Regions from separate parts of the Homo sapiens genome. Here region 1 is linked to region 2. Evidence: chromatin loops called from intact Hi-C (ENCODE). Cell type or tissue: natural killer cell. All regions are shown on one strand.

Region 1 (2,500 bases), 160 kb after region 2:
ATCAGACAACAGTGTCTCAAAGCTCAGATCCTCTTGGCAGCATCTAGGCCTTTCGCCTCCTCCCACAATTCCACCCACCAAGCCCCACAGAAAGACAGTCCCAAGGTGGCAAACTTGTAACCCACAGGTGTCAAATGAGTCATTTTGCTTTGCATGTCACCATGCTTTTGAATTTTTTTTTGTTTTAGCTTTGTCAACATTTAACAATTGTAAAACTTCACATCACATGAAAACCCCGATTTCCAACTTTGCTGGAAAAAGCAGAAGCTCTGGTGGAATAAAGCCCACCTTCCTGCTGGGTGGCAGCCCCCCCTCCCTGGGATCAGACAAGGACTCTCCCTCTTGCCTTCCTGACACTGAAGCCAACGTCAGTTGCCACATTGTCACTTGCACTATGGTTTTAATGTCACCGACATGGCCCCTGGAAGCACGGAAGTCTGAGAGGCCTGGAGCTGGAAACCTGGAGCCCTGCGTTCTGACTTGCTCTGTGACCTCAAGCAAGTCCCTTCCCCTCTCTGTGCCTCATCACTTCCTTTATGAACTGAAGGGCCAGACAAGTGATCTAAGAGCCCTTCTTGCCCACAGTGTCCCAAAATCAATAAAGAGGGCTGGGGAGTTGAGCAGACCTTCCTTGGTTGAAGGCCTCTGTCCAGGCATGGGGGGCACTGCTGCAAAGAGACTGCATCCTCCCGACTCCCCCAAACTCAAAGTGCATCCAGGTGCTCCTGAGGGTCTGCTGGGCACTTGCTGCCCCTCCACACCACTCATGAGCTCCACTGAACCTGTCCCCAGCAGCGGGTATGCCCCTCAGATAGATGACTTGCTCTTCTTATGTTCCATGGGCACATGTAATGGGTGGGCAGCAGGCGGAAGAGCAGGACACAATCTCTGTGCTCATAGGCCGTGAGCGGCAGAGAACACCAAGCAGCAGCTGCAGGCAAAAGAAAGCCACTCCCCACAGTGCAACTCTGATCTCTCCGCCACGGCATGGATACCCACCCCTGGCTGCTGCAGGCCGACCCCTGAGAAGCCACTGGAAAAGAGTGCAGGGCCTGGGCCGGGCACAGGTGCCTGTCCAGAGCACAGATTCAGAGTCTGAGCAAATTCAACCCAAATGCTTCCGGTGCCTCCTCCGTGCCTGGCAGTGGGCTCAAGTCCCACCAGTCACTTCCTAAATATGAACTAACCATATCATGATCTGTGTCGTGATTGCTGCAGCTGCGGCGGGAGCTCTCGGGAGAGACCTGGCAAGCCCTATCTGCCAGCCTCCACCGCCTCCTTCACGGAATTGCCTCCTTCTTGCTGGAGCTGTTGTGAGAACCAGATGAGAACAACAGCCAGCATGCCTGGAGAGCTTTTCTGCACCCAGCACGGTTTGGGCTCTTTTCAAGTGACGCTGCGTGTGGCCCGGCCAGCTCACCACACTCACACGTGCCTCTCATGCCTCACACCCGCAGGGCGCCCACACCCACTTCCACACTCACACCCGCCCACCCCCCTGCTCACAAGTGCGTCCTCCCAGGCCCCAGGCCCCCGCCCCTCTCCCCTCCCCTCCCCTGTGGCCAGTGAGCTCCCAGCCTGCCCTGCGCTGGCCCCATGGTGCTGTCAGGCTCCCCGAAGCCACAGCCTGCCCTGACTCCCACAGCCAAATCGAGTCAAAGACCAATTAATATTCTGATACCTGTGGCCAGCTGAAGTGATGGAGAGCTGCTGATTTCTTTTTCCATTTTACTCCAACTGTGGTTTCTTTTTTTTTTCCCAGCCCTCCTTTGGTCAGTGGTTTTAGGGGCACTAAAGTTCACTTTTGTGGGTAACCTGCACTGTTAGCTGTTGATTTAATTAACTCAGCCTTTCTCTTCCTTGACCAGAACACGGCCAGCCGGGCTGCTCTGCAGACACCCATTTGGACAGCCGACGGCTGGAGGCGTCTGGCAGGAGGAGCATGTGGTCCCTGGCAGCCACTCGCCAGCCCCGCTGTCGTTGACAGCTGAGTGTTTTCTGCAGCACTTCTGAGCCACCAGTGTGTGAGGTTCAAGGGGGGTTTGCTCTTATTTGATGGGTGGGCAAATTGAGGCTCCGAGGTAAGAATTCAATAAGGTTGCAAAGCTAGCAACGAGCATTCCTAGGTTTGCAAACCAGGCATGCCTTTGTCCACAAGCCTCTATTTTGAAGAGACTGCCACGCCCCTAAAAGGTGTGGCATTGGAGGTGAGGCAGAGAGAAAGCTGGAAGACACAACGGGGAAGAGGAGTGCAGGGGATTTTAAGGAAGATGCTAGTTGAAGTTGTAACCTCTTGGCCTCACTCCTGGGGTTCTTCCTTACAATGGAGCAAACCAGAATCTTTCTTCCTCTCAGACGTTTCCAGAATTCTTGCACGAATCTCTCAGTGGCAAGGTGAAAGGAACATCAGGCCTTCCACAGAGGGACAGAAACCCTTGCCCAGTGGAGGCCTCCAACCACAGAGGACCCTTAGAGATAGGAAGCCCAGGGCGAGAGGGAG
Region 2 (2,500 bases):
ATCCCCAGAACATGCCTTCTTCTCTCTGGGCCTCAGGCAGAAAAATAACTCCACCAGGATGCTGGGCAGAGGTGTAGGGGGCTTGCATGAGGGACTAGACAGCCATCTCTGCCTGGAAGCTGGGGTCAGGGGACGAGATGTCACACCTGGAGAAAACTGCCAGCATTTTCCACTCCCTATCTGCCAGAGCCCACACAGGAAGAATCCCAGCCTCACATCCGAGGACTCAGAGGTGCTGGGAGGGTCAAGGTGGCCAGGCTCCCACCCTCCTGCGGCCTGCTGAGGCCGAGGGACACTTCTGGAGTGATATCAAGCTTGCAGGGACCTCCCCCGCCACACACACTTTTTTAATTACTAATTTTACATTTCACAAGCAACACGTGAATATTTACAAAAATAAAAGCATTACAGATAAGGCTCTGTCCACCGCTCTAAGCTCCTCTCCAGAGTCCCCACCGTGACCAGTTTCTTTCCAGACATTTTTCATCTTCCATGAATGGAAAACGCAAAGTAGGCTTCTCATGGAACTCTCTTGAACAGCCTCAGTCCGGGTGTGTCATTCTGTAACTTGCTTTCTTAGTAGCACACCTTGGAGCTCAAACTCAGTTTCCCTATCTGCAAAATGGGGACAGTAATCCAGCCCCACAGAAATGACGGAGTTCCCATAAAACCCTGGGGATCCTCCCTGCTACGGAAGGGATTCAACAAGCATGGCGAGAATGACGCTGCTCTCCCTCTTTCCTGCTGGCCACTGGAGGCACAGTTCACTCCGCAGTCCTCTCCACCCACATTTCAGTCCTTCTCAAGCTTCCCCTTTAGTTCCCTTACATGCAACACTCCCGGGAACGTCCCTGTTCGCACCCCCTAGTGGCTGCAGCTTCTCCAGGGCTGACCCGAGGAAAGGACGGCTCCCTTGGAGGACTGTGCACTCCAGGGTTCGGCTGATCAACCCTAACACGGTCACGGCCATTCTACCTCACGTGACTTGGTGGGAGGCTGCCAGTCAGGCAGGGTGGCCAGGCCCTCTTTTACAAGTAAGAGAACTGCAACTGCGGAGAGGCGAGGAAGCTTGTTGGAGGCCACACGCCGAACAAGGGGTGGGATTTCCTGGACCTGGGACCCTTTAGAAAAGATGGAGGCTAGGCATGGTGGCTACGCCTGTAATCCCAGCGCTTTGGGAAGCCGAGGCGGGCGGATCACCTGAGTGAGGTCAGGAGTTTGAAACCAGCCTGACCAATATGGTGAAACCCCGTCTCTACTAAAAGTACAAAAATTAGCCGGGCGTGGTGGCGGGCGCCTATGATCCCAACTACTTGGGAGGCTGAGGCAGGAGAATCGCTTGAACCCGGGAGGCGGAGGTTGCAGTGAGCCAAGATCACACCACTGCACTCCAGCCTAGGTGACAGAGCAAGATTCCATCTCAAAAAAAAAAAAAAAAAAAAATGTGGGAGGGGGTAAGGGGGAGGAGAAGGTTTGCCTAAGGCCTTGGGTCTAGAATGACATGTGCGTTTTCTAGTTTGGCAGAGGGAGAAGAGGCAAGATGTAGGTGGGAGGTAAAACAGAACTCACTGCGCTTCTTGGGGCCTGAACAAGTGATTGCTGGGGACTCGAAAAGTGGGAAAAGCCTGTCGACCACTGTAGGGCATGAGGGGACAGAGCCCGAGGCCTCGCATGGGCCTGATTTCTGATTTTCAGAATGGGAACGCAATGGATTCTGGTACTTGTAGGCCCCCAAGCTCCCTACGCATCCCTGTTGGAAGCTCAAACAGGTATCTGGGAGCCTCAGAAAGAAAGCAGGGGGCCTGGGAGCCACAGGGGCTCAGCCAGTCACCAAGAACCAGGGAGCCCCACCTTCTCCTCCAATGAGGCCCCAGACCAGGAATCCATGGGACACTTGGTGGCAGGAATAAGACCATTTGGTCTCTGGCCAGGCCCCCACTGCTGCCTCCCAGGGCCCTTGGCAACAAAGGGGAAAACATGGGCTGGGGGCGAGTTTAGCTGGAGCTGGGGCTGCAAACTCAGATGCCCATGGGGATGGGGCAAGTCACGTGAACGAGGCAAGTGGGATGGGTGGGGCCTGGAGCGGATGGGGAGGAGATGCCTTGTGGAAAGCACCTGACTGCTACCCTGAGGAGGGCAGGCCCAGTACGGCCAGAGCTTCCAATTCCAGACCGAGTCCTCAGCCCTAACAGGCCTTGGAGGAAATGTTGTCCTTGCTCCTGAGGCCACTGGAAATGGCAGGGAGATGTGGATGAGCTGGGGGACAAGTGAGCAGAAGAATCTTAACAGGCATGAAGCCTGCCGGGTGGACGTGGGGACCACAGACTGATCCGACAACAGCCTGAGTGCAAAGGATCTGGGTGTTTTAGTCAGCCACAAGCTTGAAGGGAGCCAATAGGGCTGGTGCAAAACCTCAGGCCTTGTTACTTTCGTCACAGGAGAATAAAGTCCCCTGTTTCTGAGTCACACCATGTACAAAGAGTGTTTACAGTTACTCCTG

What was found. Hi-C counts contacts between places; a loop is a spot of excess contacts. Peaks named below come from ENCODE experiments on the same cell type or tissue, not always from the same donor. Only the 100,000 strongest peaks of a DNase experiment are listed, where the experiment ranks them.
Region 1: it touches region 2 in a loop (11-fold over the local background); 1 of 110 quality-filtered maps calls a loop at or near these places.

The regions. Positions count from the first base shown.
Region 1 is chr1:25,064,600-25,067,099 of GRCh38, forward strand. No RefSeq gene overlaps it. Among named protein-coding and RNA genes, the nearest start is that of LINC02793, 25 kb to the left of the region's middle. In natural killer cell, no CTCF peak of the experiment used is centred here; DNase peaks (open chromatin) are centred at 102, 442, 1,462 and 1,932; H3K4me3 peaks cover 1,129 bases; H3K27ac peaks cover 2,166 bases.
Region 2 is chr1:24,908,867-24,911,366 of GRCh38, forward strand. The region is part of intron 3 of RUNX3 (RUNX family transcription factor 3); the gene reads right to left. Among named protein-coding and RNA genes, the nearest start is that of MIR6731, 9.3 kb to the right of the region's middle. In natural killer cell, CTCF peaks have their summits at 967 and 1,188; DNase peaks (open chromatin) are centred at 2,105 and 2,455; H3K4me3 peaks cover 676 bases; H3K27ac peaks cover 2,500 bases.